2 separate regions of the Homo sapiens genome follow, and region 2 is linked to region 1. A link is a loop called in an ENCODE intact Hi-C map of the cell type or tissue named here. Cell type or tissue: Calu3. All regions are shown on one strand.

What was found. A loop is a pair of places that touch in the nucleus more often than their neighbours do. Peaks named below come from ENCODE experiments on the same cell type or tissue, not always from the same donor. Only the 100,000 strongest peaks of a DNase experiment are listed, where the experiment ranks them.
Region 2: a loop joins it to region 1, with 2.5 times the contacts of the local background. A loop is called at or near these places in 1 of 110 quality-filtered maps.

The regions. Positions count from the first base shown.
Region 1 is chr3:143,864,316-143,872,315 of GRCh38, reverse strand. No RefSeq gene overlaps it. Among named protein-coding and RNA genes, the nearest start is that of SLC9A9, 20 kb to the right of the region's middle. In Calu3, no CTCF peak of the experiment used is centred here; no DNase peak of the experiment used is centred here.
Region 2 is chr3:143,794,191-143,802,190 of GRCh38, reverse strand. It overlaps SLC9A9 (solute carrier family 9 member A9), which reads left to right. Exons shown (of 16, transcript NM_173653.4): 3 at 5,288-5,365; 4 at 7,114-7,190. Among named protein-coding and RNA genes, the nearest start is that of SLC9A9, 50 kb to the left of the region's middle. In Calu3, no CTCF peak of the experiment used is centred here; DNase peaks (open chromatin) are centred at 3,820 and 6,110.

The DNA of each region.
Region 1 (8,000 bases):
CACACACACACACACACACATATGCACACACTTATGTATATGTTTGAATTTTGAACTACAAATGTATTATCCATTTAAAAACTTAAAAACACTCTTGTTTGTAAGGAGCAGACATTTTCATTTTTAGGAAACACAATTTGTATCTCCTTAAACAGAGTATGGCAGATCAAATTTTCCAAAGATAACTATATCAATATATCACATCCCACATGCTCTTCTTACAAGGTGACACTGACACTCCCCTTGAATCTGGGAGCAGACATTTTCATTTTTAGGAAACACAATTTGTATCTCCTTAAACAGAGTATGGCAGATCAAATTTTCCAAAGATAACTATATCAATATATCACATCCCACATGTTCTTCTTACAAGGTGACACTGACACTCCCCTTAAATCTGGCTAGGCTTGGGACCGTGTGGAAGTGACTATTTGAATTTCAAGGGTAAAGTCATTACAAGTAACATAGCTGCCCCAACTGTCTTCCTCTCACCTGCCCTCAAACTTCTTGTCCTTGGAACTCAGCTACCATGTTGTGAGGAAGCCATGCAGCCTCACTGAAAGATTTGGGGTAGGTGCTCCTGCACCACCCCAGCTTAGGCCCCAGCCGACAGCTAGCATCAACCACCAGACTTGGGAATGAACCAGCCTTCACACACATAACTTTCAGGCCACTCAGCTGGTGCTGACCAGAGCAGAAATGATCCATCCTTTCCTAGCTCTGCCCAAACTACAGATTTATAAACAAAATAAATGATATGTTGTTTTAAGCCACTATGTTTTATGACGGTTCGTTCTTATACAGTGACAAATAACTAGACCAAAGAAAAAATTTTGGATGTTTTGAGAAGATCCCAGGGATGCCTTGCTGAAATAAAGTAGAGGCAGGGATGCAGCTGGGCCCAGCTAGAATCTTCAGTTTGTCATTTGCAGGACTTGCTCTCCCTCCATCTGTTTCTTTCCAATCCTTCTCCCTTGGCCCCCGGGAGCTCCCCCTGAGAATTGGTGCTATTTTGTGGGAAGGGGAAATTATAAAACGATTAGTCTCCACTTTTAACTTTGAAGGAACTTTTACCAAAATAATAAATTGCTTTTGGTGTAAATTTAAATCTCAAGGAGATTGTCAAGCAAAATGCAGCTTTAATTTTATTTTTTAATCTGAATATTTAGAAATTAGTGTCAAATAGAATTAGTTGAACAAAATTTTTATAACAGTATCATATCAGATTATTCCTATAAAAGTCATCAAGTTCCATTAATTATGACACTACCAAGGACATTAATAGTAAACTGAAAGAAAAATTGTGAAGGGCAAATTCGTCCAGTGGCTTTATGTTTGAACTGATTTTGTGGAGAAGCAATATGCTGTAAGTGTTAGGAGCCTGGACTTTGGAGCCAGACTGTTAAATGTGGCTCCACCACTGGTATCTTCATGATGTTGAGCAAATTATAGTTCTGTGCCTCAATTTCCTCGTCTGAACATTGGCTCTAATAACAGTTCCTGTCATATAGGGTTATTGTGAGTTTTAATAAATTACATTCAAAACACTAATATTAGTGTCTGGCACACAAGAAGTCTTCAGAGAACAATGACTGTTATTTTTGTATACCAAACACCAGATCTGATATCCTGTGAGATTTATTCTAAATTTAGCTTTTGCCCCTAGAATTTATAGCCAAGGTAAATTCAGACATTGCAAGCAAGTCCGCCAAAAGCTATATGCTAATGGAGAACTCCTTTCTATTGCTAACACTTTGGTTCCTGTTTCTGTCCATATTTGAAAGAGACAGAAATGTTATGTAAATTGTAGATGCACTCAGCATCACTTCCAACCTCCTGCAAGTGTGCCTAGAATCCTGCAAAGGCTGGTGAACTAAATAAAACCTAGCTTGCTCAAACTCCCATGAAGCTAGTGTTCTGAATACACAGTTGGTTTTCCAATCAGATGCATTTATACAGAGTATTTAAGGTAGATGTGTGGTGGGGCCATTTTCCTGTTGTTTTGACTCTTCCTACTGGCAAACATGATTGTCAGGACTTTGAGTTTTTCTAGAGCAGAAGCCCAGTTCACTAATTTTTTGTGTGTTGAAGAGGCAGCTGTGATGGGGTGTGAAGGCAGTGGCTGCAGCTCCCTGATCCCTGGATCATAAGCATTAATAGTCGTTTTGATGTCAACCAACCAAAAATGTATCTCCTGAAATCCTACACGTGTGAATATGTCAAAGGTAGCAGCTTCCTTGGCAGACCTGTTCTCTGATGGTGACTGGGAATCATTTCTGGACTCCACGCATCCAGCCCCTCCAGCAATTGCCTAAGCACCCAATTCCCTGAATTCCATCCTTTCAGCTCTTTTTAATTTTTTTTTGTACCCAAATTCTGTCTGATTCAAACAGGGAGTCACAAAAGTTGTCTTCCTCATGGCAGTCCTTTGTCAAGTGACTCGTTTTTCCAATTTATTCAGTGTGAACTTCCAGAGCTTCTCTTTATATAGTGCAGTAGAATAAGAATGGAAGGAGCAAGCTGAGGTGTTAGAATGCTGATAAAGAATGTTTCCTTAAAAGCAATAGCAAACAGGGCTTATCATGTCTGTAAGGGGGAAAGCCACTCTTTTGCTGTAGCATTGTTATGGGGGTGCAATGGAGTCATCTGGTAAGAGCACCCAGACTAGCCCTCAGTATGGTCACTCCTTAAAAATATCAGTAGATTTTATGAGTTACTGTTTGATATTTCTGCTTGATCAAAGAGATTCAGATCCGGTTTAATGTCCTCTGCTATGCACCTTGAAAAACTGACTTTTTAGTGCCTCTCATCCATCATCAGCAGTAGCACTGGGCTTCTCCAAAGCTGTTCAACAACCATGTTTTTTCTTGCCACCTTCCTCCACAGAGCCTAGAAGGCCATACACTCACTGCCCTCAGTTCTTTTGCCTTGGTCATATGATCCAGTTTTAGAGGAATTCTGCTTGAGGTAACTTCTGGAAAAAGTTTTGTTTTCCTTATAAAGGAATAGATGTGGTTAGTGGAGTTTCTCTCCTTCCATTCCTCCTACCTTGAAAATAAATATGATATCTGGAGCTCTAGAAGCCATTTTGATAACATGAGATAACATGCCCATTCACTAAAGAAAGCAGAGGGAAGCGAAGCCGGGCGCGGTGCCTCACGCCTGTAATCCCAGCACTTTGGGAGGCCCAGGTGGGCGGATCACGAGGTCGGGAGATTGAGACCATCCTGTTTAACACGGTGAAACCCCGTCTCTATTAAAAATATAAAAAATTAGCTGGGCATGGTGGCGGGCGCCTGTAGTCCCAGCTACTTGGGGGAGGCTGAGGCAGGAGAATGGCGTGAACCCGGGAGGTGGAGCTTGCAGTAAGCCGAGATCACACCACTGCACTCCAGCCTGGGCAACAGAGCGAGACTCCATCTCAAAAAAAAAAAAAAAAAAAAAAAAAAGGAGAGGGAAGAGATAGGAGACTGGATCTTTGATGACACCCCTGAGACTCTGCCCCGGACTCTTCTTTAAGTGAGAATAATAAACCCCTGTTTGTTTAAGCAAGTGTTTGTAAGGTATTCTATTTCTTGCAGCCTCATTCCCACAAAATATGTTATTTATATCTCCCAGAATTTTTGTAGGAACCCAACAAGATAACTGGCATGAAAGTACTTTGAATACTATAAAAAGAGAACTCGTTTTAAAGTTCTGTTTTAAAAGGAATCAGATGTTTTTCTTAGTCGTTCAAGCTTAAGGTAGAGGAAGTTTCAATGAAATGATAAATGGTTGAAATAAATATGCCACATATTCCTTTCAACAACTCAGATGAAGGCTTGCTTCTTTCTTAAATTATTAATAACCCCATTTAGTACTTTCAAAGTGCCTTGCCATCATTTGATACTTAATCCTCAGAATTTCCCTAGAAGAATGTAAAATCTCATTTTACAAGGGAAGAAGTGAAAACAAGGTTTTTCAAAAACTCTCTTTGAGACACCATATGCCTGTGGCAGACTCAGAACTAAAAATCAAAGAATTGAACAGTCCAGTGTGTAATTGGCTTTCTCATGTAAATTTGATATGCAGGGCATGACACAGCCCACAGAAGCTCTAAGAATTTTTTTAAAATTTTACCTTACATGTATATTCAAAATAAAGTCAAGCTAACCATATAGGATTCCTTATGTGAACAAAATGCCTTTATGCCCAACATTAGAAGTGGACAAGGAAAGAATATATTCTATCATTAGTGAACTTGTCTATTTGTACACCAAGAATCTCACCCAATCCTGGCATAAAATAAATCATGTCAGATTAACTCTTATTTTACGGATGTATCTGGTAATAAGCAGTAAAAGAGTAGGTCTGAAACAGAAGCAAAAGTAAAGAGAAATACCAGGCCAGGCACGATAGCTCATGCCTGTAATCCCAGCACTTTGGGAGGCCGAGGCAGGAGGATCGCGAGGTCGGGAGTTCAAGACCAGCCTGGCCAACATGGTGAAACCCCATCTCTACTAAAAATACAAAAATTAGCCAGGCATGCTTGGGCATTTCTGTAATCCCAGCTACTTGGGAGGCTGAGGAAGAAGAATCACTTGAACTCGGGAGGTGGAGATTGCAGTGAGCCGAGATCGCGTCACTGCACTCCACACTGGGAGACAGAGCGAGACTGCATCTCAAAAAAAAAAAAGGAGAGAATGAGAAAGAGGGAAATATCTACCTACCTAAACAGGAAGTAGGTTCATGATCACTCTTTAAAAAGGAAGCAAAGATTTATTTATAACCAAAACTTTATTTAGAAGTGTGGTGCTCAGAATCTTCCTTCACCTTCAACCCAGGAAAATGTTCTCTCAATTTTGATCATGTACTTGATGAAACAGAAATTTGGCCTTTAATTAATGATGTTATTTTTTAAAAATTTATACATTTCCAAGCCTTTTATCTAAATTCTGAATAAGATTTACATGATATGAAATCAATGAGAGAAAAAAGAAAAAGCAGCTGAAACAGAAATACAAAAATCTCTTAATTAGACTATATTATTACTATTTTTATTTTCAAATCCAGAAAAGGCCAATATAAAGATTTCCTATGCCAGCTCTACTACTTCCTACCCATGGTTCCTTAACCAATTACCTCCTCTCTCTACGTCTAGTTTCCTTATGTAGTAAATGGGCACGATAATAATGCCCACTAAATTGGGTGGTTGGGCAAATTGAATGGAGTGCAACACCAACAATGTTAGTCATTATTATGGTCTGAAAAAGCCGTAAAACACTGGACACAACTAAGAGATGGCACATGAGGTAAATACTATAAAAGCCGTCTGAACATCTAACCTGATTGGAGTGGCAGTAAAGGGGATTTGACTTTCAGGATAGTACTGCTCCACCAGCTTCTGCTGGGATTTAAATGATTATTGCTTAGCTCTTTTCTCTTGACTTGTTAGCAAGTGCCTGGCGGGCCTATTTCAAGTACATTTTGTAAAATACTACGGGAAGACCCTTAAGAAATAACCAAGAGCATGCTTGGGTCTGGTCTGATATTAAGGGCAACAATGGTCACTGGATATTAAAGGGGGCACAACTGAATTTGAGAGCTAAAGAGGGTGGTGCTTAGCAAAAAACAAGGGTGTTCCTGAACAGAAATCCACCGTAAAGGGGGAAGAAATTTTTGAGAAATTCTTATTTGTCACAAGGAGCAGACAGCTGCCCTGAAATGTGCTTTCCAGAAAACTGGAAAAGTAGAATTCTGACCTGCCCTCTGGATTTCTAGCTGGAGCCGATAAGTATATGGGAACAGTGCACACCTTGGGAGAATGAGAATTTTGTGAGATGTTTAAACCTCTGTCACCTGGGGATTTAAAGGTTGTTGTATACACCTATTTTATTTATTATCTCTTCTGCTCTGTTGTTATACTGGTAAGAACAAGAGAGTGAAGGTTACAATTGCAACGGGGTTTACAATCTTGCCTGTTCCATATAGCAGATATTCCATGAGGGCTGTGGGGGTGAGGCAGGCGGAAAATGAGGCCAGAGAAACCGAGAACTTGAAACTAGCAGAGTCAAACTGGGCAAACTCCTGAAGAAACATGCACAGAACATAAATGTCAGACCAATCCTGGCTTCTAAATATTGTATTGCCAGGAGTAGCCAGTGAAAGTTTGGGTCTTTCACCCTTAGGGTGCCAAGCGTCCTCCATGTCCCAAGACCTCCTTAATGTGTGCATTTGCCTTCCAGGTGGCTCAACTGCAGATCCACTCAGCCTCTGTTGACTGAAACTGAGTTGAAAGAGGAAATAAGTTGAAAGAAGGGTGAAGAAGAGAAAGCATCATGGAAAAGAAAAGGATCTGATGGAGTGTACAGAGGAGTGAGAAAAAAAATCTAGGGGAAGGGAAGCAGAAAATAAAATCAGGAAGAAAATAAGATAAAATACAGGGAAGAAAGATGAGAATGGGATAAGCACAGGATTCGAAAGACTTCAGTAGGGACCTGGGATCAGATTGCTGTGCTAGAACTGGATACAGGAAGGAAGAAAGAAATGTATCTTAGAGGAGCTTCTGAGAATAAAAGAGATAGGAGAAAAGAAAAGATAGAGGATTAAAAATGCTATTTGTTATTCTAAATGTCTGGATAATAATCATCTTTGTGTCTTTGCATCAAAGCTTTTAGTGGCACTGTGGGCAGAACCACAATCAATATTATTTCAAAACAGTGATGCCCTTTGAGGAGGATATGAAGGGGAGGGAGAAATCGGATAAACTATGAAGGAGGAGAGAAGAGGCCAGTCTTGTTGGATACTGCAGAGACAGGTTGATGCTGAACCCTTGGGAATAGAAGTGATGCAATGCCTGTAAGAGTGAGCAGGATGTTTACTGTCTTTCTGCATGGAAAAAAAAAAAAAAAAGGAAAGGAAAAGAAAGAAAACAGAAAAAATATGGCACTGGCTACACACAACTCTTTCTTAAAGAAGAATACACTGGAATCTGATTAATTGATCACTGAGTTAATTAATTGTCATCTTGAGATTTTGGTATGTATAGTAGTTATTTGCATGTGACATTATGTACCAGTTATTTTACTATTGTTAAAAAAAAATTGGGAATCCATTAGGCTGAGACAACTTCAGTGCCTTGGGTTCCTACATAAACAACCTGAAAGGAACTCAATGTAAACAATAAAATGAAACTTAAGCTTAACCAATCAGAAACTGCCAACTAACCTCTAACTAGGGACTTTGCACATTAACCAAACATTTTCATTGTCTTCCTTATGGGAACACCTTATAAAAGCTTTCACCTTGGCTGGGCGTGGTGGCTCACGCCTGTAATCCCAGCACTTTGGGAGGCCGAGATGGGCGGATCATGAGGTCAGAAGATCGACGCCATCCTGGCTAACATGGTGAAATACCATCTCTACTAAAAATACAAAAAATTAGCCAGGCATGATGGCATGTGCCTGTAATCCCAGCTACTCTGGAGGCTGAGACAGGAGAATCACTTGAACCCAGGAGGCAGAAGTTGCAGCGAGCCAAGATCGCAAAACTGCTCTCCAACCTGGGTGACAGAGTGAGACTCCATCTCAAAAAAAAAAAAAAAAAGAAAAAAGGAAAAAAGCTTTCACCTTAAGCCACTTTGGTGGAGCCTAAACCGCTCTGTTTGGTGCTGCCCAATTGATGATTTCCCATCAGCTCAAATAAATTATTTAAGTTTAATGTACTAAAGTTTATCTTTTAACACTATTTATTTTTAAACCAGCCTTTAGTACTTTTTTGTTTGTGTATTGGCTCCATTTACTTTATGACATGAGTTATTTATTGCTGTATCGATTGAGACATCTATCTAGTCATCTCTTAGGCAAGCAGTCCTCAAACTTTAATGAGCATCAGGATCATCCAGAGGACTTGTTAAACACAGATTTCTAGTCTCTACACCACTAGAGCTTCTGATACAGTGGGTCTGGGGTGAAAGAATCTGCATTTTAACAGGTTTCCAGGTGAGGCTGATGTTGCCGATC
Region 2 (8,000 bases), 70 kb after region 1:
TTGGTCTAAGAACCATTTGCCTTATGTGGAAAGAGATTGACAGGTGGGAGTTTCAGTGGGGGAGTAGGTGGAAGTGACCGATGAGAAGGAGAAAAACTGGCCGTGAGGGACAGAAGTTGGAACACTAGCTGCTTCTTTAGCTACCTTATCAGCATAAGCGTTGCCGAGGGCAATGGGATCTGATGCCTTTTGATGGCCTTTGCAGTGAATGACTCCAGCTTCTTTTGGAAGTAAAGCGGCCTTGAGAAGAGTTTTTATTAAAAAGACATTAATGATGGAGGACTCTTGTGTAGTGAGGAAACCTCTTTCAGCCTATATAACAGCATGGTGGTGCAGGATGTGGAAGGCATATTTAGAGTCAGCATAAATATTGACATGTAATCCCTTTGCAAGAGTGAGGGCCCGAGTTAAGGCAATGAGTTCGGCTTGTTGAGAGGTAGTGGAGTAGGGCAGAGCGGTAGCCTCAATGATAGATGTGGAAGATATATAGCATAGCCTGCCTTTGCTGGTGAGTGGCGATTAGGCCTGATGGAGCTGCCATCAGTAAACCAAATGTGATCAGGGTGAGGAACAGGAAAGAAGGAAACATGGGGAAATGGGGTGTATGTCAGGTGGATCAGAGAGATACAGTCATGGGGGTCAGGTGTGGTATCCGGAATAATGTGGGAGGCTGGATTGAAGTCTGGGCCAGGAACAATGGTAATGGTGGGAGTCTCAACAAAGAGTGAGTATAACTGAAGGAGCTGGGGAGCAGAAAGTATATGCATCAAGTGTGAGGAAGAAAATAGATTTTGGAAGTTACGAGAGCTGTAGACAGTGAGTTGAGCATAGTGTGTGATTTTAAGGGCCTCTAAAAGTATTAGGGCAGTGGCAGCCGCTGCATGGAGACATCATGGCCAGTCTAAAACAGTAAGGTCAAGTTGTTTGGACAAAAGGTCTACAGGGCGCGGTCCCGGTACTTGTGTAAGAATTCCAACTGCACAGCCCTGCACTTCAGCTGTGTGTAACCAAAAGGGTTGGGATGAGTCAGGGAGAGCTAGTGTGGGAGCAGTCTCTAAATCTGTCTTCAAGGAATGGAAAGAGGAGTGGGGAAAGGATTTAGGATCTATGGGGTCAGCTAGGTTTCCTTTTGTGAATTTACATAATGGGTTTGTTAGGATGGCAAAACCAGGTATCCAAAGGTGAAAGTATCCAACCATGCCTAGGAAGGAAAGGAGTTGTTGTTTTGTAGAAGGTGTTGGGGTTTGAGAGATCAGTTTGGACACAATCGGCAGGGAGAGCATGTGTGTTTTTATGAAGAATTATGCCAAGACAGGTAACGGATGGAGAAGAAATTTGAGCTTTGGAGGGGAATACCCGATATCCTTTGGAGAATAAATGTTGAAGGAGCAGGAGGGTGTCTTGTTAGGAAGACTCAAAGGAGGGACTACAAAGTAGAAGGTCATCAATATATTGAATAAGGTGAGAAGTGGAGGGGTGGAAAGAAAGTAAATCATGAGAAAGAGCTTGGCTGAAGTAATGAGGGCTGTCCCTGAAGCCTTGCGGCAGCACAGCCCAGGTAAACTGCTGGGACTGATGGGTGTCAGGGTCAGTCCAGGTAAAAGCAAAGAGAGACTGGGATAAGTGGTGCAGGGGAATAGTGAAAAAAGCATCTTTAAGATCAAAAACGGAACAGTGAGTTGTGGAGGAAGGTATTGAGGACAAAAGAGTATATGGGTTTGGCACCACGGGGTGGATAAGTAAAATAATTTGGTTCATAAGGCGCAGATCCTGAACTAACTTGTAAGACTTGTCTGGTTTTGGGACAGGTAAAATGGGGGAATTGTAAGGAGAATTTGTAGGCTTTAAAAGGCCATGCTGTAACAGGCAAGTGATAACAGGCTTTACTCCTTTTAAAGCGTGCTGTAGGATGGGATATTGGCATTGAGCAGGGTAAGGGTGATTAGGTTTTAATGGGATGATAAGGGGTGCATGATTGGTCACCAAGGAGGGAGCAGAGGTGTCCCATACCTGTGGATTAAGGTAGGAAGATACAAGGGGAAGATGCGAAGGAGACTTTGAACTGGGGAAAAGGCAGCAATGAGGTATGGCTGTAGCCCAGGAATAGTCAGGGAAGCAGATAATTTAGTTAAAATGTCTCGACTTAATAAGGGAGCTGGGCAGGTGGGGATAACTAAAAAGGAGTGCTTAAAAGAGTATTGTCTAAGTTGGCACCAGAGTTGGGAGTTTTAAGAGGTTTAGAAGCCTGGCCATCAATACCCACAACAGTTATGGAGGCAAAGGAAACAGGCCCTTGAAAAGAAGATAATGTGGAGTGGGTAGCCTCTGTATTGATTAAAAATGGTACAGACTTACCCTCCACTGTGAGAGTTACCTGAAGCTCGGTGTTCGTGATGGTCTAGGGGGCTTCCGAGGTGATCAGGCAGCATCGGTCTTCAGCCGCTAAGCTGAGAAGATCTGGGAAGGAGTCAGTCAGAGAGCCTTGGGCCAGAGTTCCAGCGGCTCTGGGAGTGGCTGCCAGGTGAGTTGAACAGTCCGATTTTCAGTGGGGTCCCACACAGATGGGACATGGCTTAGGAGGAATCCTGGTCTGCGGGCATTCCTTGGCCCAGTGGCCAGATTTCCGGCACTTGTAGCAAGCTCCTGGATGAGGAGGTTCTGGAAGAACCCCTGGCAGCTGGGGTTCAGGAATTTGGAGTTCTTGTGTGCTGGAAATGTGGCTGGGGTTTGTCTCACAGTGGGGGCAAGGAATTGCAACTCAGAAATACATTGCTACTTGGCTGCCTCTACTCTATTATTGTACACCTTGAAGGCGTGGTTAATTAAGTCCTGTTGTGGGGTGTGAGAGCTGGAATTTAATTTTCGAAGCTTTACTTAATGTTGGGAGAGGATTGGGTAATAAAATGCATATTGAGAATAAGATGGCCTTCTGGCCCCTATGGGTCTAGGGCAGTAAAGCATCTAAGGGTTGTTGCCAAATGGGCCATGGACTGGGCTGGGTTTTTATACTTGATGAAAAAGAGCCCAAATGCTAACTGATTTGGGAGAGGTCGGATAAAGAAAAAGGAGCATTAACCTTGACTATGCCTTTAGCTCCAGCCACCTTTTTAAGAGGAAATTGCTGGGCAGGTGGGGGAGGACTAGTCGTGGAACAGAACCGTAAGCCAGACCAGGTGTGAGGAGGGGAGGTGATAAAAGGATTATAGGGTGGAGGAGCAGAGGCTGAGGAAGAATTGAGACCTGGCTCAGCCTGGCAAGGAGCAGCCTGGGGAGGAGGGGAGAGGTCAGTTGGGTCTGTAGAAAAGGAAAATTGGAAAGACTGAGCAACACTTGGGGTTGGAACTGAGGGGACAGGCGGGAGGGAAAGAAGCAAGATTTGGGACAAGTTGCATGGGAACAGAGACTAGGGAGGGACCGATGTGTAAAAGAGTGCCTGGATGTCATGCACCTCAGACCATTTGCCCATTTTACGACAAGAATTATCTAGATCTTGTAGGATGGAAAAATTGAAAGTGCCGTTTTCTGGCTGTTTGGAACCACTGTCGAGTTTCTACTGGGGTCAAGTGGTGTTGCAGAAGAAAATAAAATGCTTAGATTTTAGGTCAGGTGAGAGTTGAAGAGGTTTTAAGTTCTTGAGAACACAGGCTAAGGGAGAAGAAGGAGGAATGGAGGGTGGAAGCTTGCCTATAGTGAAGGAGGCAAATTTAAAGAGAAGGGTAGAGACATGGAGAAGGGTGTGGGGAGCAGCTCTGGGCAGCCAAAGCAGGCGTCCCCGCAATTGACTTGCCACCAAGGGAATGTGGGTGAATGACCAAGGCAGGTGTCCCTGTGGTGATCACACACCAATGGAATGTGGGTGAATAATCAGGCAGGCATCCCCACAGTGATTAAACACCAAGGGAAGACTGTCTTCCCGAGTCTGTGACTGGCGCCGGAGTTTTGGGGTCCACGGATAAAATGTGTCTCCTTTGTCTCTACCAGAAAAGGAAAGGAACTGAAATTAAGAGAAGGGAGAGATTGAAGTGTGGCGCCAAGATTGAAAGGAGAAAGAGGTTGAGGGATAGGGAGAGAGGCTGGAGAAGAGAGTAAAGAGAGTCCGCTTACCGGATTTAAAATTGGTGAGATGTTCCTTGGGCTGGTTAGTCTGAGGACCAGAGGTCGTAGGTGGATCTTTCTCACGGAGCAAAGAGCAGGAGGACAGGGGTTGATCTCCCAAGGGTGGTCCCCTGATCCGAGTCATGGCACCAAATTTCACATGCATCTGTGTGAAGAGACCACCAAACAGGCTTTGTGTGAGCAATAAAGCTTTTTAATCACCTGGGTGCAGGTGGGCTGAGTCCCAAAAGAGAGTCAGTGAAGGGAGATATGGGTGGGGACATTTTATAGGATTTGGGTAGGTAGTGGAAAATTACAGTCAAAGGGGGTTGTTCTCTGGTGGGCAGGGGCGGGGGACACAAGGTGCTCAGTGGGGGAGCTTTTGAGCCAGGATGAGCCAGGAGAAGGAATTTCACAAGGTAATGTCATCAGTTAAGGCAGGAACAGGCCATTTTCACTTCTTTTGTGGTGGAATGTCATCAGTTAAGGCAGGAACAGGCCATTTTCACTTCTTTTGTGGTGGAATGTCATCAGTTAAGGCAGGAACCGGCCATTTTCACTTCTTTGGTGATTCTTCACTTGCTTTGGGCCATCTGGTCCATGCAGGTCACAGGGGATATGATGGCTTAGCTTGGGCTCAGAGGCCTGACAATTTCACTGCACTTCATACCAAGTCATACTTGCTTTATGGCCAAGTTTATTTTGACATTTAAGTAAAACCCAATAAACAAATACTAGAAAAATCAATTTTCAAGTTCAAGTGTGTTCTTCCATGGAGTCTGGAAAATGTTTTAAATTTTGGAATGGGACAAAATAGGGAAAGCGAAGAACCAATTTCCAAAAATATTTTATTTGGGGAAAACTTTAAATAAATCCTTGTAAGAAGCCTATATACATATATATTTTATATATATATAAAAAGACATTTTTCTCAGAGAGATTTCACTGAGTTTTTGTTGTTGTTGTTAGCTATAGTGTGGAAGTATGTAGATTTTACCTTTAGAAGCTACAGTTATACTGTATTTATGAATTTCCAAATTTTCATTTTTTCCTACCTTCATCTCTGCCAAGTTAATAGTTAATATGCCTCACAAAGGCTTAGCAAAAGCAATTACAACTGTTTTTTGAAACATGTTTTTTTAATGACCCAAAGGAGCATCATTCTAACTATCCTTTTTTTCCTTTCTGGCAGATGACATTTGATCCAGAAATCTTCTTCAATGTTTTACTGCCACCAATTATATTTCATGCAGGATATAGTCTAAAGAAGGTAAATATATAGTGATCATTTTCTTCTTTTATCATTAAGTAGAGAATTTTACCAGCACTAATGAGAAACTGTTATTTTTATGGGCTTCTCTATTTGGTAAGAGTATCATTATCTTAAATTTGTGATGCAGATTCAAACCTGACATGCTTAGAATTCTAGACTTCTTCTAAACCTGTTCTGTTGAATACAGGCCATTAACCACATGTAACTATTGAGCTCTTGAAATGCGTCTTGTCTGAATCGAGATGTTCTTTAAGTGTAAAATACACACTGGATTTTAAAGATTTTGTATTTATTCAAATAATGTAAATATTTCCATAATGTTTTATATTGATTTCGTGTAGAAATGTTAGTATTTTGGATAGATTGGATTAAACAAAACATTATCAAAACCTATTTCATCTTTTAAAAACATTTTAATGTAGCTGCTAGAAAATTTAAAATTTTTTAAATATGTGGCTTGCATTATATTTCTATTGGACAGCATTATTCTGGATGATTGTAACCAAAGACTTTGGTTATTAATTAACATTGAGTTTATCCTTTAAAGTGAAAACTCAAGACTACTGTTGATGCTCATAGACAGGAAAGTCCAGTTTTACAGTTTCTATGCACTTGTCTAACAGTACTTGAGCACGGCCTGACTATGCACATTTTGTACATTAGTAATTCACATAATGGTTTAAGTACTGGCATCCCCTGAGCCACAGAGTGAGGCTCCAGCCCACGTGGTTTTTGAGATGCAGAGGTGATGTGGCTGCTCTTCTGCTGCTCAGCTCCCACTCTAGGAGATTCCTGGGGCTTTCTTCCTCTTGAGCAGTCATCTTCAGCAGCCAGGCAGCTTGTTCATCACAGACCTGATTTTCTTGTGTGTACTCCAGGCTCCCTCTTGCTGTCAGGTCTGGCTCCTCAGATCCCACTCAAAAAACTGGAATGGGGTTTTCCCTAAGCAAGCAGTTGAAAAAATTTAGAAGGCTGGATTTGTTCAGGTAACCCTTCCTCATTGCCAGTCCCAATACTAAGCATCATTTTGTGGCTGACTCATTAAAATAAAGTGAATTGCTGTAGGTTTGGGGGATTTGTTTTGTTTTGTTTTGGAGACACAGTCTCCCTCTTTTGCCCAGGCTGCAGTACAATGGTACGATTATGGCTCACAGCAGCTTCGACCTCCTGTACTCAAACAATCTTCCTTCAGCCTCCCAAATTGCTGGAATTACAGGCGTGAGCCACCCACCAGGCTGTTGTAGATTTTTAAAGTTTATTTTCATCACATTCAGAAGATATAAAAGAGAAGTCAGACATCCAGTAAAATCAACAGGCAACGTAAATCTCTTAGAATAGTTTTGTTGTTGTTGTTGTTTTAATGCTAAAGGAATTGCATTTACAACAAAACTTCATGAAAACTGTGTCTTCCATTATTGCCCCGATTCTGGCATAGACATTGCCCAGTTCCTTGCTTCCCTCTCAGGTCCAGCCAGTTCTTGGAGTTGTCTCTCTCATCCCTACCTACTCATCTTCCAGTGGGTTTTTTTTTTTTTTTTTTTCTGCTTCTTGACTTTTCCCTCCAGTCCTTTGCAATGATAATCAGTTAAGTCCCTATTAGCACAATAAGGCCAGGAACGAGGCTCCAAAACCAAAATTTGCCTAAACAGTGAGGGGTCTGTGAACTGCATACATTTATTTTTATTTTCTTTTGCACTAAGAAAAAATTCTGATGTACTCTATTAAATATCTTTTTTTCTCCCCAGAGACACTTTTTTCAAAACTTAGGATCTATTTTAACGTATGCCTTCTTGGGAACTGCCATCTCCTGCATCGTCATAGGGTAAGTGACATTCGGAGCTCAAGTTGCAGGTGGCTGTGGGGTCTGTGATCTGTGTGAGGGATCTAACACTTCCAGGATTCTTGCTGGCTGGGAAAATTGTCTTTTTTTTAGTATATCACATATTTGTATGTTTTTTCTGACTTAATTCCACGGCTTCTGACAAATACAAGGCTTCAAATCAAAGCAAACTAGAGGATTGCTGGACTTTCTCTGTGAGTTCTGGACTTCTGACTTAGGGAATGTGGATCACTTGCCTTGAGTTATGTGAAGCGCATTGCATTCTTCTTTTAGTTTGAGTAATGCCGATATGCTCACTGCATTCTTTTTTGTCTTGTATTGAGAGACCTTACCTGTATTTGGCAGGAGTGCAAAAGTAACTATATGCCAAGAGTTTTCTTTCTAAAGGAAAGTTTACAAGACAGCAGTCTGAAACAGATATGTCCAAATATCAACAGAGTTGCTTAATACAGGGATAGCTTTTCAGTTAATACCCTGTAGAATGCAGACTCTTTTTTTCATTGTATTTTCTTGATTATGCTACTGAGCCCTAAGTCACACGTTATATACTCTGGCTTGCAGCTCATCATAAAGTAAAATGTGGTACCAAATGGTGAAGGCAATCCAGCCTCTGATAATCCCGTCCAATACATTAAAGCTCCACTGCAGGAAAAAAAAAAAATGTCCAGGTACTATGACTGTGATGATGCAGATGTCTTCAATTATCTGATACAGTCAACTCTATCCTTGATTTTTACTGTCTACAGCTGTTATAACCCAGCACAAGAAACTGATGCTAAAAATACACACGGT